2 separate regions of the Homo sapiens genome follow, and region 2 is linked to region 1. A link is a contact called in ENCODE Hi-C data. All regions are on one chromosome and are shown on one strand. Each heading gives the region's core, a stretch centred on a gene start or an enhancer-like site at or near the end of the contact. The rest is flanking DNA. Distances are from core to core; before and after follow the strand shown. Region 1 has its middle 69 kb from the start of NAV2-AS5. Region 2 holds the start of NAV2 (neuron navigator 2).

Region 1 (4,844 bases), core at 1,034-3,533:
GTTTTCCAAAATGCCTATACTGATTTACAGTACCACCAACAGTGTACAAGCGTTCTCTTTCTTCCATAGTCTCACCAACACTTGTCATCTTTGCCTTTTTGATAATAGCCAGCCTAACAGGTGTGAGATGATAGCTCATTGTGGTTTTAAGTTTCATTTTGCTGATGATTGAGATGTTGAGCATTTTTCCTATATCTGTTGGCCATTTGTATGTCTTCATTTCAGAAAGTATTCAAGTCCTTTGCCTATTTTTTAATACGGTTATTTGTGTTCTTGTTATTGAGAAATTTGAGTTCTTCATCTATTTTGGATATCAGCTCCTTATCCAATGTATGATTTGCAAATATTTCCCCCCAGTCTCTGTGTCGTCTCTTCATTCTATTAATTGCTTCCTTTGTTGTGGAGCTTTTTAGTGTGATGCAGTCCCATTTGTTTATTTTTGCTTTCGTTGCCTATGATTTTGGGGTCACATCCAAGAAATCATTGCCCAGACAAGCATCATAGAGCTTTTCTCCTATGTTTGCCTCTAGTAATTTTTCAGTTCCAGGTCTGATATTTAAGTGTTTAAGTCTTTAATCCATTTTGACTTGATTCTTATATATGGCATAAGTCAAGAATTTAATTTCATTATTCTGCATGTAGATGTCCAGTTATCCGAAAATTGTTTATTTAAGAGACTGTTCTTTCCCCCATTGTGTGTTCTTGGCATCTTTGTTGAAAAGCAGTTGATCATAGATATGTGAATTTATTTCTGGGCTCTGTAGCCTATTCCATTGGTCTATGTGTGTTTTTATGCCAGTAACATGCTGTTTTGATTACTATAGCTTTGTAATACATTTTGAAATCTTGTAGTGTGATGCCACCAAGCTTTGTTTTTTTTCCTTTGGTCAATATTGCTTTGGCTATTTGGGGTCTCTCATGGTTCCATTGAATTTTAGGATTGTTTTTCCTATTTCTGTGAAAAATGACATTGGAATTTTGATAGGGATTTCATTGAATCTATAGATTGCTTTGGGTAGTATGGACATTTTAACAATACTAATTGTTCTACTTCATGAACATAGGTTAGAAGACATGGAAACACCTTTCCGTTTATTTGTGTCATCTTCAATTTTTTATCAATATTTTATGCTTTTCAGTATACAGAGCTTTCATTTCCTGGGTTAAATCTTATTTTCTTTGATGCTTTTATAAATAGGATTGTTTTCATAATTTCTTTTTTCAAATAGTTCATTGTTAGTGTATAGAAATGCTACTGGTGTCTGTATATTGATTTTATATCCTGTAACTTTACTAAGTTCTTTTATAAGTTATAACACATTTTTGGTGGAGTCTAAAGGATTTTCTATACATAAGATCATGTAGTCAGCAGAGACAGTTTCACTTCTTCCTTTACTATTTGGATGCCTTTTCTTTCTTTTTCTTGCCTAATTACTAAAATGAGGTAGGCAAGACTGTGAAAGCAGCAGTGCATTTCTAGATAATGTGATCTATCACAAAGGAAACTGACCACTCATGAGATAAAGCTACTACTATCAACTCATTTAACTGGAAGGTCCCAGGTTCATTAGTTTCTGATTACTTAAGGCTAACCAGACAAATACTTTTTTCCAATCCTTGGAAAACTTTCAACTCAAAACCCACTATCTTCCCAAATGTACATGGTAATCTCTGCTTGATGACTGAGGATTTCACAGTGTCTTGGTGTCATCCTTTAAATATTTATTCCTATCAATCAGATTAAACCTGTATCCAAGTGTTAATATATACAATCTGTTTCCAACCCCACCCCACACTCTGCTTCCCTTTTCTCTTTTCCATCCCCTTCCTTCTGTCCTCTTGTCTTTCTTTGCACCATTATTTTCCAGCAAAATTAACTCTGGAAAATACTGGGGACAATAGTCTTTTATACCTTTGGCTGAATTCCTTCTTTAGGCAGTTAAAGCTCACAAATGGGTCAAATATCCAAATGTCTATTTGTAAAAAGGTTGTTGCATTTCATCAAATCTCAAAAACCATTGGTTATAACATTCACTATGATTTATGTGCCACTCAGAAAAAAAAGTTACTGCCAATTAAACTATGAAACGATGCATTCTCATCACTTCAAATGTTTCTACCCATTATAAAGTTTTCTTATACTTAACTAGACATAACTTTCTATCATATAACTATTGTGCAAGCATAAAAAAGACAGGCAAAATACATTGAATAAGTATTCCTCAAACATCTCCAATTAGAGGCTGAGTTTTCAGAATCACTTCTGAGTCATTGATATGTGTATTTTTCTCCATAATATCACCCTCTGTGCCAACATAATCACTGGTGATTTAATGTCTCTGGAATGAATTCTTAAAAGAATGAAAAGCCTTCACTGGGGCTAGGTTCCAAGCCGCCTCCTTGGCAATGACATAAAGTGCTTCTACTTTTGACTCTGGCCTCACCTGACTTCTGATCCACTATCACCCATCCCTTGTTCTATAGTCATTTCATTCTCAGGGTTAAAAGAGGAGTTCCCTGTGGCCTCATCGTTGTGCTTTAATGTGCACCAAGGTACTCTCCATGGACTGTCTTGTCAATCCTTAACAGCAACCTCATGGGTACTATTGTTATCCCAGTCTACAGGTGAAGAAGCTGAGGCTTCCGAAGATTAAGTAGCAGTCATCAACCACTGTGTGTGGCAAGACAGGGAGCAGGGGAAGCACAGGTTTGGATGCAAGCAGCCCTATTCTCAAATCTTGTCTTTAGCCCTTGTCACCTGTGCAATCCTGGGGAACTTATTCTGTATCTCAGAGTCTGTTTTACCAGCTACTATGATCTGTTTTTAACTCATAACACTTCTAACACCAAATGTGAGGGTTTTCCACACCAACAACCAATTTTCATACTCTCCAGACACCAACCATTCCAACAATTCCATTCAATTCTGACTCTAACTACCCAGTGACATTGACCAATCAGCTATAAATTAGGATTTTCCACACCTCCTTCCTTGGGTTTGATAATTTGCTAGAATGGCTCACAGAACTCAGGAAAGCATTTTATTTACATTGACTGGTTTATTATAAACGGTACAGATTAGTAGTCCAAAGGAGAGTTGCATAAGATGAGGTCTGGAAAGATCCTGATTGCAGGAGTCTCCATTCTGTAAAATTAGAGTGTGCCACCCTCCTGGCATGTGGATGCATTCCAACCCAAAGGCTCTCTAAACCCAAAGGCTGTCTAAACTTAGAAGTTTAGAGATTTTTTTTTTTGTAGAGGTTTCATTAAGTGGCATAATTGATTAAATCATTGGCCATTAGTGATTAGCTCAATCGCCAGCCCCTCCCTCCTCCCTGGAATTGGGGAGTGGAGAGGGCTGATTGCTCCAATCCTCTAATTGCATGGTTGGTTCCTCTGGCAGCCAGCCCCCATCTTGAAGTTTTCTAGGGGCCCACAAAGGGTCACCTCATTATCATAAACTCAGGTGTGGTTGGAAGGGGCTTGTATGAATAGCAAAAGATGCTCCTTTCACTCCTATGGCTCGGGAAGTTCCAAGCGTTTTAGAAACTCTCTGCCAGGAACCCAAGACAAAGACCAAATATATATTTCTTATTGTATCACAATATCATACCAGCTAAGTGGCAGTGATACACACTGGGGTCTATAAGAGGGTGGAGGGTAGGAGGAGAGAGAGGATCAGAAAAAAATAACTAATAGGTACTAGGCTTAATACCTGGGTGATGAAATTTTGTACAACAAACCTCCTGAAATGAGATTACCCTGGATCATCCAGATGGGCACCACATAATCACACCGGTCCTTAGAAAAAGGATATAGGAAGAGTCATTCATTTTACTTATGTAACAAACCTGCACATGTACCCCTGAATTTAAAAGTTAAAAAAAAGTGGCAGTGATAATATTGACCTCACAGAGAGGTTGCGAGCTGTGGATGGGATAACCTATGTAATAGGCCCAACATGATACCTGTGTTTATTTTCTATGTCCCAATGTGCTCATTCACATATTTGGCTCCTTAATCATTCATACATGACATGATCAAGAAATACATTTTTATGAATGAACACTGTGACTGATGCAATTTCCTAGGTAACTGAGGGTTAATTAGAAATCCTCTTTTGTTTCAACCCTTGTTAAAAATCCTTAGAACATGTCAGAATTCATTTTTCTTACATGCGCTGAGCGTGATTTAATCTTCCATTCATTCTGAACATCAGTCCTCATTACCCAGGGCTGCAGGTATAGCCAAGGATAATGTGGGATATTGAGAGTAACATACAAATTGGTTTAAAAAAATTAATTACAAGTACAATTTTTAAAAGTAACTTACCCTTTTGACCAGACCTTCAGCAAAACGCCCATGTATTTGAAGTTATATAATTAAAAGCTAGATAATAGAAGCATTCTTTCTTTATGTTCAATTGCCACTCAAATGTTTAGTCGATCACACACGTAAAAAATAATCTTTCAGGGCCTACTATGTGTCAGGCAAATGGCTGGTATACCAGATGGACGTGGTTGCTGTCTGCATGAAGCTACTGTCTAGTGGGGAGGACAGACAATTAGCAGGGGAGATAGTGGGTGCTATGGGAAGCCATGGCAAGAATCCCAACTCAGTCTTAAGTTGTCAGTCTTGGGTCTAGTGAGGGTGGTGGTGGTGGTGATGGTCAGGACAGGGAAGGCATCCTGAAGGAAGTGATGGTTAAACCAAGTGCTTCAGGATGAGTTGGAGTTAGGCAAAGGGAAAGGTTGTAACCTGTACAAGGGTGTAACTAGTATTGTCCAAGCTGCTGGGGTCGGTATGGTTGGAATAGAGGGTGGGTCTGGGAAGTTGAGAACGGG
Region 2 (5,161 bases), core at 946-3,445, 270 kb after region 1:
TTAGGGCCATGGGAATACTTTGGAATATCTCCCTGATCTTTAGAAGCTGAAGATTGTGATATCTTTCCACAAATCTTGGTACACTGGTCAGAACTAGAATTCAGGGCAGGCAAAAGAGTCCCAAGGTTTATAGCATAATATTTCGTATGTCCTTATGTTCCTAAATCTAAAAGACAATCTCTCCTTCTTCTAGCATCATTCAATCATTCATTCAGTATAAATGTTGGGTAGCTATTCTGTCCACAGCTTTATGCTCCATACTGAGAAGATCTAAAGAAAGTTAAAACACAGCTCCTAATTCCAAGATGTTTATTCTCTAAGATGAAAATGAATGCATGAAACAATAAATAACAGGTTAAATAATGGGAGACAATAGTACGGGAGGTGGCATCAGATGGCAAAGGGCAAAGTGTTAAGTAAGTAGCATGAATGATGTGTGACTTGATTTCAGAGAGAGGGAGGATAACTGAAACAGACATAGACAGGGCCGTGCATTTCAGCCTAACTAGAGTAGAAAGTTGCTACCTAGAATGGCTAAGAAGGTGCCTTCTCATTTCTTAATGCTTCAGAGGTTAAGACTTTGATGTTTCCTCTGGTCTGAGATCTTTGTCACTTTGGGCCACTATAACAAAAATACCATAAACAGGATGGCTTAAACAACAAACATTTATTTCTTACAGTACTAGAGGCTGGAAGTCTGAGACTAGGATGCCAACACGGTATCAGATTCTTGGTAAGGGCCCTCTTCCTGGTCCACAGAAGACTGCCTTCTGTGTCCTCACAAGGCAGTAAGAAAGCATCTCTCTCCTGTCTCTTCTAATAAGAGTGCTAATCCTATCATGAGGGCTCCACTGTCTTGACCTTATTACCTCCTAAAGTTCCCCACCTCCTAATACCATCACACTGGGGATTACGGGTTTAACATGAATTCCAGGGGGACAGAGTTAATAGCATCTGAGTTATTCTAAATCAATGCTATCAGCACTGAAGATCAGGCTATAGGGTGGGCACAAAGTGTCCTGGAAACAAAGAAGAAAGACAAATAGTTTATAAACAGAGATGACTTTGGGGGAAAGCAGCAGTAATTTAACAACAGGGAAAATAAAGCCCAGCTTTTATTGGTCTCTTACATTGCCAGGTACTTGTGCTAAATGACTGCCATGCACCAACCATCTCATTTAATCCAAACAACAGCTCATTAGGTAAATGTCGTCAAGCCTCCACCTTACTACATGTGAAAACAGAAGCTTTATAAGCATGCATGTAAGCTTAAATAACTTGCCCACTTCTAATCCAAGCAGTTCTACAGGGTGGGAGGCTCCTCATTCATAAATCGCGAAGGCTGGCCTGCCTGATCATCTCTCAGTTTCCTTCTTATTCTCATCCACTTTCAGTCAGCGAGGAAACCACAGAGCAACCCAAACAGCGAATTCGAGTCGAGGAACCTGTTGGGGCCAGTGCGTCCCAGGCGCGGACAGGGAGGGGCTCCATGAAACGCAGCAAGGTTTGGCCAGAGCCTGCCGGGGTCATGGAGCCTCTCCCGGCTTCTTCAGGCCACTCTAATTACAGAGTCTGTGGTAGGTTGCGTGGAGGAGCTGTCTCGGGGCGGGAAGCTTCCCTGCGTATTGTATTTGCCTATAAATACTTCAAATAGTTAAGTGAAATGTGCAGCCTTTGAAAACTGGAGAGGAAGCCGTTGGGAGGCCCCCCGCCCAGCCGGCCTGGAAGAGCAGGCAGAGAAATGGCTGGCGCGCTCTTAAAGCGGGAGACGAGCTTCGGCCCTGCCCAAGCCAGATGGGGGCAGCGAGGCTGCGGGCGTGACTCCGGAAGACTCAAACCGTTAAGGTGACCGGAGCAATTTGAAAAAGGAAACAAACTTCCCTCGAGCCGTGCCCGCGTGGCTCTGGGGCGGACGGTTGCGTTCGAAAGGGCATTTTTCAAAAGAAGGGTTTCAGGAACGCAGGGGTGTGGGCCCCCCGGGAGGCGCGCGGCCGGGGCAGTGCCGCAAAGCGGCCACCAGCCCGCTTTGTACTCGCGGCCAAGCGCGGCCCCAGAGTTTCGGCGGCGGCCAGAGTTTAGGCCACACCCTCTTTGCAGTGAGACCCGCGGCCGCTGATTGGCGCACCGTGGACCAATGGGCGCGCCGGGGCGGCCCCGGCTGTCAGCGCGCGCCGCAGCAGCGCCGGCAGCAGCCTGTCCTCCCCTGCGCTGAGCCCCGCAGCCAGCGCAGCCTTCCCGGGAAGCGCGGCGGCCGCTCCCGAGCGCAGCCCTGCCCGGCCCGCCAGCCGCGCGTCCCGGCGCCCGCGCCCCACGGCCACAGCCTTGCCTCTATCTAGCTCACGGAGCATGTGCAGACCCGCAGGCGCTAAGGTGCTCTCAGTCCGGGGGCCTTCTGGGCAGCGGTGACTGTCACCCCAAGAGAGACCTTTCGGGGGCTCTTGCCGCACCTCTGCTGCGTCGCGGGTGACACTGCGGTGCTCGCGAGCAGGGTGGCAGCTGCCTCTCGGTGGAGACGTCTTGGGACCCTTGCGCCCTTCTTCTCTCCTTCCTTCGCTGCTGTCTCCTTTCCTTCCTTGGCTGCTCGCTCTTTCTCTCGCCGGCTCAGACCCGTAGCCTCCGGAACGGGACTCGTGGGTCGCCGCCGCCTCTGTCTCTTCCAAAGGGGCCTCCTCACTTCGGAGATGCAGTGACAAGTTAATATGGGCGTCCAAGCCTCTGTTTCCCAGGAGGAAATTTGCAAGAGGCGGCAGCCCCTGAGCGCCCAGAGCTCTTGAAAGGCCACCCAGGAGAGGTGTGAGACCCGGCGGCAGCATCCGTCCAGGTGGGACCCGCTGAGCGCCGTGGCCAGTCCCCCATTCCCATCCCGGCACCCCAAAGGCGCGCTCGCCCGATTGCTTCGAGTTCCCCGACCTGGGGATTTTTTTTTTAGCCGCTGGTGGTGGGCGCCTCGTGGGCTAAGGCCCGGCGCCTGCTCTGCTACCCGCGCTGCCTTTAGCGGTCGCCCCCGCCGCCGCTGCCAGGGACGTGCTGGGAAAGCCCAAGCCCCGGGAGAAGATGCCGGCCATCCTGGTCGCCTCCAAAATGAAGTCGGGACTGCCCAAACCCGTGCACAGCGCCGCGCCCATCCTGCACGTGCCCCCGGCCCGGGCGGGCCCCCAGCCCTGCTACCTGAAGTTGGGAAGCAAGGTGGAGGTGAGCAAGACCACCTATCCTAGCCAGATCCCCCTGAAATCGCAGGTGCTGCAGGGGCTGCAGGAGCCAGCGGGGGAGGGGCTCCCGCTGCGGAAGAGCGGCTCGGTGGAAAACGGGTTCGATACCCAGGTGAGAGATGCCGTTTGCCGGGGTACTGTTCTGGAAGGATGGATGAATAGTTCTTTCGGGATGGTGTGGGAGAAAGGGCTGGATGGGAGAAGGGTCTACCATGTGGCCAGGGAAGGGAACCATTCCCCTTAGGCCGGCAGGTTGGGGGATGCGCGAGGAGAGTGGGCCGGCCGGTGGGTGTGGCCCGGGTGCCGGAGGTTTGCCTTAAGAGCTCTTCGAGACCTGGGATGGCGGGCACGTCTGCAGCATCTTCCTGGGGAGGAGGAAAGGTCGGGATGTTCTCAAAAAACGTGTGCATCGCTGGAAATGTGAGGTCCTGCATGTTGAGGTCTTGGCCCCAAGAAGCCAGTATCCGCAGCAGCAGCTGTGTGTCTGTCTGGCGGTTCCGCAGAGATTCTGTTCCGGACAAGGAATGATCTAAGGCCCCATTGGGTTCGACGCCCCCTAGCCTGGCTGTAAGATCCAGGAAGAAAAGGGGATCGCGGGTGGCAGTGAACCTGCTCTTCCCTTGGCTTGAAGATGACCTGTCCCTGCCCCATCCTGCGGGGTGACGGGATTCCGGGCAAGGTGCTGGGACTGCGGTACTAGTGCACCAGCTGAGGCCGGCAGCTGGAGACTCCTAGCGCCTTGGCTGGCTGTTGCGGTGGGGGTGGGGGTGGAGGTGGCTGCCTCAGAATGGCGGCCGAAGCTAAGCCCCTCCTTCCTGGGTGGTAGATCCTGGTGTTGGTAGCCCGAGTGACGGGGCGTGGGGATGGGAGATGGCTTGAAGAGAATTGGTGACTCCTACCTTTCCAGACAGAGCCTGCATCCAGACAAGCCCTGGCCGTGCAATCTCTTTTACAGAAATTAGCAAGGGCCAATCAGGTTCTCTTGGTCCTCCCCGCTCCATTTCCCCCTTCTTCTGGTAGGAGGGGGCTATATTTTCTTGGCAGTCAGTCAGCAGGGACTTTTGGGGACAGGCCGACCTGACGGATGTGACTGTCCGGTTAGGAGAGGCGGGAAGCCAGAGGGGAGGTGGTTTGGGGCTGGTGTCAGGAAAATGGCAACAGACCAGCTGACCTTTTTGGCACATACTTCCCTGCTGACACCATCTCCACCTTCTCCTGGAGCTTTCTCTGATCAGAGGCTAGAGCTCAACACGTTCCTAGGCTTTCTGATGCGGGAACTGGAGCTGAAGCTAATTGTAAGCAGACTTTTGGAACTCTGGGCTGGAGAAGGCCCTCAAAGCAGATTAAGCTCCCACACCAGGCTGATAAGCATGCCCCTTGCTGCTGCACTTGCTAAACATTTTTGGAAGCTGACAGGTTTGAGTGATGGTGTGTGGGAGGAAGGCAAGATTTCCTCCAGTGCTCCGGGGGCCTGCCTCTGTGAGGGTTTTGTGCTCTGCTCTTCTTCTGTTGTTACGTACAGGATTTGTCCAGTGGGCTCTGCCATGGGGGTGAGCACCAGGGTACACTTCTGCATGGGGTTTCCCTTCATCCATGGACTTGGGGTTTATGAGGTGTAGTGGGCAGTCGGTGGGAGGTCAGTACAGTGACTCGGGACTGGAGGTGACACATACCCTCGAGCCTGATGAGGAGCACCCGAGGAATGAGAGGGAAAGTCCATGCTGGGATTGTTCATATCCAGGCAGCTGTTCTGCCTTTGCCCGTTTGACCCTTCATTTAACAAACATTGTCAGAGGACTGGCAGTGCATAGGCTCTGGAAAGGTGATTCATCACCCTGTCCGTGAAAAAAAATGTTCTTCAGCTTCTCTCTGAGGGGCTGGAACAGTCCACTTCCCTCAAGACTTTGCTTCCCTCTTTTGCCCTTGGTCCATAATCCCCCCATTTCACCTCT

Evidence for each region. A loop is a pair of places that touch in the nucleus more often than their neighbours do. Pooled maps may share reads with other maps.
Region 2: a pooled map shows a loop between it and region 1 (4-fold over the local background). The contact joins the promoter of NAV2 here to the enhancer-like site in region 1. A Hi-C loop is called at or near these places in 5 of 37 single-sample maps with no recorded cell type and 13 of 50 pooled maps.

What each region holds. Positions count from the first base shown.
Region 1 is chr11:19,435,653-19,440,496 of GRCh38, forward strand. It overlaps a transcript of NAV2 not described here. Among named protein-coding and RNA genes, the nearest start is that of NAV2-AS5, 69 kb to the right of the region's middle. Within about 2 kb of position 2,284, at least 2 of the 41 ENCODE cell types and tissues checked have a DNase peak (open chromatin) inside an H3K27ac peak, as active enhancers do.
Region 2 is chr11:19,710,642-19,715,802 of GRCh38, forward strand. NAV2 (neuron navigator 2) reads left to right here and starts at 2,196. Exons shown (of 38, transcript NM_145117.5): 1 at 2,196-3,321. The coding sequence starts at 3,055. It overlaps LEISA1 (lncRNA enhancing IL-6/STAT3 signaling activation 1), which reads right to left and starts at 4,031. Exons shown (of 1, transcript NR_015384.2): 1 at 293-4,031. RefSeq lists silencers at 1,901-2,430, 2,071-2,264.